Linked DNA regions of Homo sapiens: region 1 is linked to region 2. The links are chromatin contacts, found by Hi-C or POLR2A ChIA-PET in ENCODE. All regions are on one chromosome and are shown on one strand. Each heading gives the region's core, a stretch centred on a gene start or an enhancer-like site at or near the end of the contact. The rest is flanking DNA. Distances are from core to core; before and after follow the strand shown.

The links. A loop is a pair of places that touch in the nucleus more often than their neighbours do. ChIA-PET counts read pairs that join two places held with the same protein, here RNA polymerase II (POLR2A). Pooled maps may share reads with other maps.
Region 1: a loop to region 2 is called in a pooled map, with 2.7 times the contacts of the local background. The contact joins the enhancer-like site here to the promoter of CYBRD1 in region 2. A Hi-C loop is called at or near these places in 6 of 37 single-sample maps with no recorded cell type and 4 of 50 pooled maps. POLR2A ChIA-PET finds 5 or more read pairs at or near these places in 4 of 52 experiments (HCT116, WTC11 and activated CD4-positive, alpha-beta T cell).

Annotation. Positions count from the first base shown.
Region 1 is chr2:171,303,259-171,309,119 of GRCh38, forward strand. No RefSeq gene overlaps it. Among named protein-coding and RNA genes, the nearest start is that of METTL8, 130 kb to the right of the region's middle. Within about 2 kb of position 4,558, at least 2 of the 41 ENCODE cell types and tissues checked have a DNase peak (open chromatin) inside an H3K27ac peak, as active enhancers do.
Region 2 is chr2:171,519,247-171,525,138 of GRCh38, forward strand. It overlaps CYBRD1 (cytochrome b reductase 1), which reads left to right and starts at 3,228. Exons shown (of 4, transcript NM_024843.4): 1 at 3,228-3,492. The coding sequence starts at 3,300. RefSeq lists an enhancer at 3,317-3,426 and silencers at 3,537-3,646, 3,797-3,866.

The DNA.
Region 1 (5,861 bases), core at 3,308-5,807, 210 kb before region 2:
TCGGCTCACCGCAACCTCCTCCTCCCAGGTTCAAGTGATTCTCCTGCCTCAGCCTCCCGAGTAGCTGGGATTACAGGGATGCACCACCATGACTGGCTAATTTTTGTATTTTTAGTAGAGACGGGGTTTCTCCATGTCGGTCAGGCTAGTCTCAAACTCCCGCCCTCAAGTGATCTGTCCACCTCAGCCTCCCAGAGTTCTGGGATTACAGGCTTGAGCCTCTGCGCCTAGCCTATGACCCAAATTTTTAACTTGGTCACTGCTATGGTTGGAATGTTTGTATCCCCCTAATATTCATATGTCGAAATCCTAACCCCTAAAGTGATGGTATTAGAAGGTGGGCTGTTGGGAGGTGATTAGGTCATGAGAACTAAAGGGATTAGTGTCATCATAAAAGAGTCCTGAAGGAGCTCAGTTGTCCCTCAGCCTCCCAAAGTTCTGGGATTATAGGTGTGAGTCACCATATCTGGCCAAATCCTCCAGTGCCTTGATCTTGGATTTCCCAGCCTCCATAACTGTGAGAAATACATTTCTGTTGTTATAGCAACCCAAATGGGCTAAGAGAGTCGCCTCATCTAAACATGAATTACAGTCAACGAAATGCTAAATTGATAGCATGGACTTACCTATATTGCCTCCTACCTCCCAGGTTTGCTGTATGTGACCGCAGTCATGTCATAATAGTCCAGAAGGGCCTGCTGTGAGTGACACTCCCTAGCACCAAGCTTTAGGCTATGCAGTTGGAGGTGACATTTGGATTGAAATAACAGATAAGCTGAAGTCATAGGTAAGAAGATGAGCATGAACTCTGAAGGGAGATTTAAGACCAGAAAATGGGAAATGAGCACTTTGGTCAGAGATCAAGAGGCAGCTAGGTGCAGTGGCTCATGCCTGTAATCCCAGGACTTGAGGAGCCTGAGGCAGGAGGACTGCTCGAGCCTAGGAGTTTGAGATCAGCCTGGGCAACAAAATGAGATCCCATCTCTACCAAAAAAAATTTAAAAATTAGCCAGGTGTGGTGGTATGTGCCTGTAGTCCTTGCCACTCAGGAGGCTGAGGCAGGAGGATTGCTTCTGCCTAGGGATTTGAGGTGGCAGTGAGCTATGATCACACAACTGCACTCCAGCCTGGGAAAAAGAATGAGACTCTGTCTCAAAAAAAAAAAAAAAAAAAAAAAAGTAAGAGGCTGGAGAGACAGAAAAAAATATAGTTCTTAAAATGCCAAACTTGACCCTCAAAGAATGTTGAGGTTTTTCTCCTATGGTGTGCCAGGCACACTAAGAGGGAGGTCATGTGTAACTCCTTTGCTTCAGGCTCTCTCCACTTGTCCATCACCAACCACAAGGAGTAATGGAAGGGCTGAACTTTCCCAGGTTTGCTTGGCAAAGAGTTGTGATGATCCCAGAGCATACTGTGGGGTGGAGTGTTATGAGAAGGTTCTGTGGTGGTGGGAGTCCAGGATGTCTTATAATTAAGTCCTTCCTCTGGGACTGGATGACAAGAGTATATGCACAGTGCCAGGCACAGTCGACATCGGCTGGCCATAGTGAGAAACGGTGGAAAACAGCGTGGTGTATATAAAAAGTGGATGGCGGCCGGGCACGGTGTCTCACGCCTGTAATCCCAGCACTTTGGGAGGCTAAGGCGGGCTGATCACTAGATCAAGAGATCGAGACCATCCTGGCCAACATGGTGAAACCCCGTATCTACTAAAAACACAAAAATTAGCTGGGCATGGTGGCATGCACCTGTAGTCCCAGCTACTCGGGAGGCTGAGGCAGGAGAATCCCTTGAACCCAGGAGGTGGAGGTTGCAGTGAGCCAAGGTCGCACCACTGCACTCCAGCCTGGCAACAGGGTGAGACTCTGTCTCAAAAAACAAAAAACAAACAAACAAAAAAAAAACAAGAAAGAAAGAAAGAAAAAAGTGGATGGCAAGTCCAGGGAGCTAGAAATAGAGGGCAGAAGTTCATAGTTTTGGAAGGCCAGACTGAACACTGGGCTAGCTGCTTTTTTTTTTTTTTCTTTTTTGAGACACAGTCTCGTTCAGTCACCCAGGCTGGAGTGCAGTGGTGGGATCTTGGCTCACTGCAACCTCTGCCTCCCGGGTTCAAGCAATTCTTCTGCCTCAGCCTCCTGAGTAGCTGGGACTACAGGCACGCACCACCATGCCCGGCTAATTTTTGTATTTTTAGTAGAGACGGGGTTTCACCATATTGGACAGGCTGGTCTTGAACTCCTGACCTCGTGATCCGCCTGCCTTGACCTCCCAAAGTGCTGGGATTACAGGCGTGAGCCACTGCACCTGGCCGCTAGCTGCTTTTTTAAAAATTGTGGTAAAATGCACATATAATAAAATTTACCATCTTAACTATTTTTAAGTGCACAATTCAGTGACATTAGTACTTTCACATTGTTGTGCTACCATCAATATTGGGCCCATCAATATCATCCATAGAACCCTTTTCATCTTGCAAAACTAAAACTCTGTACCCATTAAGTGACAATTCCCCATCCCCCTGTCACCCAGCCCTGGTGACCACCATTCTATTTTCCATCTCTATGAATTTGACTATTCCAGGTACCCCATGTAAGTGGAATCATACTATATTTTTCCTTTTGTGATTGGCTTATTTCACTTGGCGTGATGTCCTCAAGGTTCATTCATATTGTAGCATGTGTCAGAATTTCCTTCCTCTTTAAGGCTGAATAATATTCCATTTTATGTATATATCACATTTTGCTTATACATTCATCTGTTGATGGACACTTGGTGCTATTCTTTGAATGTATTCCCCAAGCTCATGGGTTGGAAACTTAATTCCCAATTCAACAGTGTTGAGACCTTTAAGAGGTGAGTAGGTCATGAGGGCTCTCCCCTCATGAATGGATTAAAGCAGTTATCACACGAGTGGGCTCCTGATAAAAGGATTCATTTGACCTCCTTTTCTCCCTCTCATGCTCTCTTGCCATTCCACTTTCCACCATGGAATGGCACAGCAAGAAGGCTCTCACCAGACGTCAAGCATTTGCCAGTACCATGCCCTTGGACTTCCCAGTTTCCAGAACCATGAGCCAAATACATTTCTTTTCTTTATAAATTACCCAGTCTCAGGTATTCCGTTACAGCAACACAAAACGGACTAAGACACTTGGGTTACTTTCACCTTTTGGCTACTGTGAAAAATGCTACTATGAACATGCATGTACAAATATCTCCTCAGGTCCATGCTTTCAATTATTTTGGGTATATGCTAAGAATTGCTGAATCACATGATAATTCTATTTTTAATTTTTTGGGGGCCCACCATACTGTTTTCTATAGCTATTGCACCATTTTACATTCCCATCAACAGTGCACAAGAGTTCCAATTTCTCCATACCTTTGCCAACATTTATTATTTTCTGGGTTTTGGTAGTAGCCATCCTAATGGGTTTGAGGGGGTATCCCATTGTGGTTTTGATTTGCATTTCCCTAATGATTAATGACATTGAGCATTTTTTTATATGCTATTGCCATTTGTATAACATTTTCTGAGAAATGTCTATTCAAGTTCTTTGCCCATTTTAAAATTGAGGGTTTTATTGTTGAGTTGTGAGAGTATTTTTTGTTTTGTTTTGTTTTTTGTTTTGAGACATGATCTCACTCTGTCACCCTGGCTAGAGTGCAGTGGTGCGATCACAGCTCACTGCAGTATTGACCTCCAAGGCCCAAGCGATCCTCCCACACCAGCCTCCTAAGTAGCTGGGACTATAGATGCACACCGCCATGCTCAGCTAATTTTGTTCTTTTTTTTTTTTTTTTTTTTGTAGAGACAGGGGTCTCACTATGTTGCCCAAGCTGGTCTTGAACTCCTGGGCTCCAGCAACCCTCCCACCTCAGCTTCCCAAAGTGCTAGGATTACAGGCATGAGCCACCATGCCCGGTGTAAGAGTTCTTCATATATTCTGGATACTAAACCCTTATCAGATGTATGATTTGCAAACATTTTCTCCCATTGCGTGGGATGCCTTTTACTCTGTTGATGTGTCCTTTAATGCACAGAACTTTTTAATGTTGTTGTAGTCCAACTTTTCTTTTTCTTTTGTTGTCTGTACTTTCGTTGTCATATCCAAGAAATTATTGCCAAACCCAATGTCATGAAGTTTTTCTTCTGTTTTCTTCTAAGAGTTTTATAGTTTTAGGTTCTACATCTAGGTTTTCAATCCATTTTGATTTAATTTTTGTATCTGGCATAAATTTGGGGTCCAATTTCTCTTGCAAGTTGATATCCAGTTTTCCCAATGTTATCTGTTGAAAAAACTGTCCTTTCCCCATTGAATGGTTTTGGCACCCTTATGGAAAATCATTTGACCATATGTGCAGGTATTTATTTCTGGACTCCAAAAGGGCTATTTGTTGAGTTTATGTGAGGATCAGGTGATAACTGTGGTAAAGGTGAGTCAGATCAGGTTCTATGCTTGGATGACCGCTTTGAGTAAATGATGCATAGTGTGAGGCTTTATAGCCGTCTTTGGCCTATTTTGGAGAATCTTACAGATCTCCGGAAAGCAGCTCAGATCTTATCTTAATTGTGACCAGTTGGATGGACTGTGGTGATGCTTAGAGGTGCTGCTAGGTATTGTGAGTAGAAGTCCTACATGCTGTGGCAGGAGGCATTCTGCACAGAGTTATGGGCAGCATTGTTAAAAGCGACCTTGGATGCCAAAGGGTAGATGGTACAAAAGCTATACCTTAAGGACCCATTTCACATGCTTTGTTTGGCTTTTGCCGTATAGCACATGGCTAGATTTGTTCTCTGAGGTTCTTGAAAAGGGTCTAAAAAATGCGGATACCAATTGATATGCTGAGGTTGGCGAAACTATGGTGGCCAAATGGTGATGGTCTGTTGGAGCTAAAGATTTAAGTAGGAGATGCTTACCACATTTCAGACAAATGGGCATCTATCCTGAACTGCAGGAATCTAAAGAGCAGGGGTTCATTTCATCAGCCACCTGCATTTCAGTATTCTCAGTATGCATCACACTTTCTGGCACACAGTAGATGCTTAATAAGCATTTGATTATCTGAATTAAACATAAGCCAAAGAAACAGCAATGACTTTCTTAAATAAGAAAACTCAACTTTTCGGTTAGCAAGTTTCTTAAGGCTAATTTAATTATTTTTAAATAATTATTTAAAAATTATTTATTTTAATTTATTTAATATTTATTTAATATTTAATAATTTATTTATTTAAATAATTATTTAAAAATAATTTTATATTAAATATATTTATATTATATATAAATAATTAAATATTTAAATTATTTATCCTGTAATTATTTATCCTCCTCAAAAGAGACAAAGACTTGTTCACCATCCGTATTAGCCAAGGTTCTCTAGAGAGATAGAACCAATAGGGGAGAGAGAGACAGCGAGAAAGAGAACGAGAGAAAGATAAAGAGAAGAGAGGATTTATTAGGGGAACTGGCTCACAGAATTATGGAGGCTGAGAAGTCCCATGACAGGCCATCTGCAAACAGGAGACCAACGGAAGCCAGTGGCATGGCTCAGTCCAAGTACAAACACTTCGGCACCAGGGAAGCCAATAGTGTAACTCTCAGTCTGAAGGCCTAAAAACCAAAGCAGCTGCTGGTGCAAGTTCCAGAGTCCAAAGGCCAGATAACCTGGAGTCCAAAGGCAGGAGAAGAAGGGGGTGTCCCAGTTCCAGGAGAGAGAGAAAATTCACCTTCCCTCTACCTTATTCTATTCAGGTTGCCCACATTGAGGGCAGATCTTCCCCACTCAATTCACTGACTCACATACCAATCTCCAGAAATAATGCTTTACCAGCTATTCAGGTATCTCTTAATCCAGCC
Region 2 (5,892 bases), core at 1,978-4,477:
CCTTTTATTCCTAGGGATCCGCTCTCACTCTTCTCTCTTCTGCTCTGTGCCCTAAGTTGACCTGGGATGGATACATGGACTGCCCTGTGGCTTCTGATTAGGTTCTGGTTAGCCCCTGGGACACCCTAGGCAGAAGATCAGAGGGGAGAAGAGTAAGGCTGGAATATTTATCTGCTTCCATCTTTCTCCCTATGAGGTCTCTGCAGGCTGGCTGCATCCCTGTACTCAAGGCCTCTATCGGACTTCCCCCTCCGCACAATTTTCTCTCTGGATTCCAGTAATTCTCTGCCCTTCAGACCTGGGGCACTGCCTAACCCTGAGGTTTCCTACACTGCCCACAACTTCATAAACAGTCTTGTTCATTATGAAATTACTCAATTCCAATATGCTGTTTGTTTTCTGCCAGGACCCTGATTAACACACTCAGTCTCATTAGCCTCCCAACACATGTTTATTGAGTAACTACCACATCCCAAGGAGGAATAAAATGATCAATTAGAGAATCAATGCCTTCAATAGGGCAGTCTGAGAGTGGAGACAGCCAGAGAAGCAGATCCTTATATTACATCCTGACAGGTGACACAAGGAGGCACTGGATGGGGAGGTCAGTGGGATATAAAAGTCTGGGCAGGGGCAGACTCAGGGAAGGTTTCTCAGTGGAGATGGGGGTCAGGGAAATTTAGAGGCAGTGGCGTGGGTAGGAAGTGGTCAGAAGCTGCCAGAGCAGTTTACAGCCAAGGACATCAGGGCCAGTCAGGTTGTGGTAAGAGACTGGCAGGGGGTGCTAGGCTGGACCAGATCAAAGAAAGCCTTGTGCTGGGGAAAGGTATCCTTCTCTTCCATTTGCTTACTCTCCCCACCAAGGGAAAAATAATGACACAGGTGAGGTCTACAGCCTTTTACTCTGAGCCCTTAATCCTGCCCTACTACCATGGCTTGCCACTCCTATTTCCTTAGCCTGCTTTGAAAATCATCCCCGTATACTTCCTGCACATTCTAAGGTCTTTCAAGACGGCAACAAGACAATATAGCAAAGTAGTCCTTGGAGATGAGCTACAGAAGAGGGCTAGAAGTGAACGTTCCCAAATGCATTCTGGAAGCCCTGGCAGTCAGAACCCTTTTTCTTATAATAGCATTAGATAATGCTGACATTGTTTTTGTCCAGTGGAGAAGGGTGAGGATAATGTTGGAAAGAGGGCAGGGAGCAAGCTTCACTTCATCAAGGAGGGGCTTTGGTTCAAATTGGTTTGGGTGGGCGGGCACTTTGAAAATCCATTTGTCACACTAAACGGCAAGTCCAGGTCCAGGAGGTTCCTGTCTTCCCTCTCTCAAGAGCAAACTGCAAGTAGTTTCATTGCAGGATAAGGCCAAGCCCACCGCTGCCCATGCTGTTTTTGTTTTGTTTCCAGACAGAGTCTAGCTGTCACCAGGCTGCAGTGCAGTGGTGCGATCATACCTCTCCTGAGCTCAAGTGATTCTCTTGCCTCCACCTCCCAAAGCCCTGGGATTACAGCTGTGAGACACCTCATGGGGACCCGGTTTACTGGGTTTTTTTTGTTTTTTGTTTTTTGTTTTTTTTTGAGACAGAGTCTCACTTTGTCACCCAAGCTGAAGTGCAGTGGTGCAACCTCAGCTCACTGCAGCCTCGACCTTCTGGGCTCAAGTGATCCTCCTTCCTCAGTCCCCCAAGTAGCTGGGGCTACAGGTGCATGCATTTGTATTTTCAGTAGAGACAGGGTTTCACCTTGTTGCCCAGGCTGTTCTCAAACTCCTGGACTCAAGTGATCTGCCCGCCTTAGCCTCCCAAAGTGCTAAGATTACAGGTGTGAGGCACTGCGCCTGGCCTTTACTGTTAACTTAAAACAAAAAATTATAAATTTGAAAAAAGAGGAGACTTTATTTCTTATAAAAGGTTATAGCCTGCAAGGAGGCCATTCCATAGGCTGATAAACATAGCCTCTGGCCTAAGACCAGAGACAGGCACTTGGAAGGCAGAGGGGTTGGGGTAGGAGCTTTATGCTGAACAGTTTGGCCAAACATACATACGTAACAGGTTACAGGAGGAGCTATGAATATTAATGGAGGTGGTCCTTACACATGCATATTGAACAAACATGCATGTAACATGTTCTCTTTGGGGTGGAGACTTAACATTTAATTGTATTACTTCAAATACATTTAAATGTATTACTTCAAACCTACACTTCAAAAGGTCTTTTCAGGACGTGAATGCATACAAGTGCACAATCCCTGTACACTGGCCAGAACCGGTCCATGGTCGGTCTTCTTATCATGAAAAAGTTCCTGAAATCAGCCCAGTGAAAGCTGTAGTTCTGGCTGGTGCAACAGGGGTTCAGCTGGTCAGCATCTGTGAACTGATTAAGTTGTAATTGTTTTAATATTGCTTATCTCAAGCCAGTGCTTGTTTAGCCTCTAGAGGAAAAGAAAACCTTTGTGGCAGTTAGACCATAGTTTATTTCTTAAGTGTAGGAGTGTGTGACTTAGGTCCTTTTTATAATTTGATGTCTTATTGCTACAAAGAGTCTGTTCTGTCCGCCTTATGATTTCTATTTTAAACATTAATGCTAGTCAGCTGTTGAGTCTAAATTCCAAAATGGAGGGGGTAGACTTCCCTTCCGGCTGTAGCTAGAAACTCAGCTTTAAGGTTTTTCTGGGGTCTGCTTGGCCAAGGAGGTCCATTCAGTCAGTGAGGGGCTTAGGATTTTATTTTTAGTTTACACCACCTTACAGGTTCCTCCTTAACACCCTTTGATGTCAGAGACAGCCAATTCTCCAGCACTGTGGCTAAGGAGGCTTCGTTAGTAGTTAAAAGCACACACATAACCCTACCCAACGGATCCCTCTCTTCTCTTAACCAAGAGGGCGCACCACTGCCCTACTCAACCTCCCCACAAATAAGGACGAGACACGGGAAGTGTTAAAAGCAAGTGGTGAGTATAAAATCCTCGGAATTTTCTCTTTGAGCAACTAACTAGGTCTGTTACTGAAGCCCTCTGCGAGCTTGGATGCTGGACGAGGGAGAGGGTGAGGCCACCAGGCAATGAGCGCCCTCGGCGGCCGCGTGATCCCGGGGGTGGGGCCCATTTCTGAGTTGGGGCCAGCTCCCCACCCCCAAGAGGCCCCACATTCCGGGCCAGCAGCCCAGAAAGTCCCTCCCCGCAGGCGGAGACAGCCCCAAGAAGTCGACGCCCCGGTCCCGCCGCCCGGCCACTACCCAGAGGGCTGCCGCCGCCTCTCCAAGTTCTTGTGGCCCCCGCGGTGCGGAGTATGGGGCGCTGATGGCCATGGAGGGCTACTGGCGCTTCCTGGCGCTGCTGGGGTCGGCACTGCTCGTCGGCTTCCTGTCGGTGATCTTCGCCCTCGTCTGGGTCCTCCACTACCGAGAGGGGCTTGGCTGGGATGGGAGCGCACTAGAGTTTAACTGGCACCCAGTGCTCATGGTCACCGGCTTCGTCTTCATCCAGGGCATCGGTACTGGCACCTCCTGGGGGGGTGCGGGGAGGAAAGCGGGGAGAACGGCGGGGGCAGAGGGTCCTCCGTGAAGCCCCTTCCAGCTGAGGAAGTGCTGGAGGATCGCGGGGCCCGGAGGAGTGCGGTGAGGAGCGCGCGGGAAGCCAAGTCGGCTGGGCGGGAGGGAGGCTGGCTGGCTCTGGGGCGGGACAGAGCTGCGGTTCAGGAGGATCGCCGCGAGCGCGGGGCCGGGGGTGCGCGGTGGAGACGCGCTGCTGGGGGCGGCGGAGCGGGGCCGGCCCCACTTGGTTAACTCTTTGCGGCGACTGGCTAGGACGCACTGGAGGGGCCTCCAAGACCCAGAAACTTGAGCCCGGGCGCGATGCCGGAGCGCCGCGCAGTCGGGCCGCTGCAGCCCACGCGCCCCGGAAAGTCGCCCCTGTGGACCGAGCCTGCGCGATCGGGGGCGCGGAAACACTTTCGCCTCAGCCTTTTGCTGAACTTGCTTCCAGGCTGCAGATGAGGAGGGGAAGGCAGCGGGGAAAAGATTGCCGGAGCGAGAATTTGCCCGTATTTGTAACATCCTCGGCCCTGGGTAAAGGGGCTGGCCAAGGGGGGCGAGTGAAGCATCCGCCCTGGGTTCCTCTCCTCCTAGAGTGTTAAACTCAGTCGAGTCCGGGAAGCTGCCAGGACTTCCAAGTGTGTTTCGCCGCCCTGCCCAGTCATTGGACGGTCTTGAGCCCGACTTGTTTATGTGGCAGAAGAGTGGCGAAAGTTCCCCCGCGGGGCTTCCTATTGGGCACTGGCCCAGCACTCCGGGTGGGAGATGCCCGGAGAGGGCCCGCGGCTGCCTGGCACCGAGGGATGCCTCTGCTCGGGATGCCCCCGGCGCAAGCTGCGTCCGTGTTTGGCCCGCGGCGAGCCAGCCCCGGGCCTGCATTCTCTGGGCTGAGGCTGGCGCGGGGGAGGGGCTCAGCAGTCGCTGGCAATGTTTGTTGTCATTGTGTAGTGCCTCTCAATGTCCTGACTGCTTCCTTCGGTTTGCCGTGTAGCTGGAGGAACCTCTAGCTTTTGGCGCAAACACCATTTATTTGTAACCACTTCCCCAAAGGCACGGCCTTCAGAAAGTAGTTAGAGAAAGGCAGCAAGGGGTGGAGTGGTGTTATGTCGCAGAAAATAATCGAGAGGAGTAGCAAGGGTTTGGAAAGATATGCCCACTGGCCGAAATCTCTAGCTTTGCCTGCGGGCAGGCTGCCTTTTCTTCACCAAATATTTAACTCCCCACAAACGAGTGTGCAAAAGAGTGCTGACCTCATTCCTAAAGAAAAGTGATTTTGGCTTTTGTTTTTGTTGGTTGTTTTAAACTTGTACTGCAGCTTTGGCAAGTGTGGCCAGCATTCTCCCACTCTGGAATGTAGTGGAAGGTGTTACTAACCCTCAGCATTCAAAGGCTTCCCTGGTGTGAGATCGGCATCAGGGTGTGAGATCGGCATCAGGGTGTGAGCACCACTGGGCACCTAAGGCATTTCGTTGCGTAACTCTCAGTTATTTTGCCACTATGCTTATAAGAAAAAAACATACTCAAGTTCCAAAGTAACTGTCAGAAGCACTCTTTCCTTCGTGGTGGAGCCCTTAAGTTTGGCCCCGAGCTGTCTACACCTTGTTTGCTCAAAGAGTAGAGCCAGTCTCCTCTTCTACCCAACTCTTCAGAGCAGCTTCTAATACCAAAAAGCTTTCTGGAGGTCTTGGAATATCTTCTCATAATTGAGGGTAAGGGAAACACAAGTGTTATTGCTCGTTGCCTGACTTGCCACAGAGGAGAAGACATCAGAATGGCTAATAGTGATTGCATGCTGTGTGTCCACTAAGTGCATTATGTCACATCACATGTATGTAAGAGTAAACTGAGGCAGAGAAGTTATGTAACTTACCCATGAAAGTTGTTTTAAGTCTTTTCAGTGACCTTATCGTCAAAGTTGGATTCTCTGCTTTTATGGCAATATGCTTATTTTCTGCCAAATCTTTTTAGACAGCGAAAACCTTCATCTAAAATATGTTTTGAAACTCTTCATTCATGTTAGAGTCCAATATACGGTTTTCTAAAAGGTTTTTAAATTTCTCTAAACTTTGTACTTCTCTTAATCTGTTCATACTTAACTCTTGGACAAAAATGTGTAAATTTTGGCAATTTTCATCTGCTGCTCTTACGAAAATCTTGTTTCTTTTTTTCTTTCTTTCAAGACGTAGTCTTGCTCTGTCGCCCAGGCTGGAGTGCAGTGGCGCAATCTTGGCTCACTGCAACCTCCACCTCCCAGGTTCAAGCAATTCTCCTGCCCCAGCCTCCCCAGTAGCTGGGATTACAGATGCCTACCACCACGCCCAGCTAATTTTTGTATTTTTAGTAGAGACGGGGTTTCACCA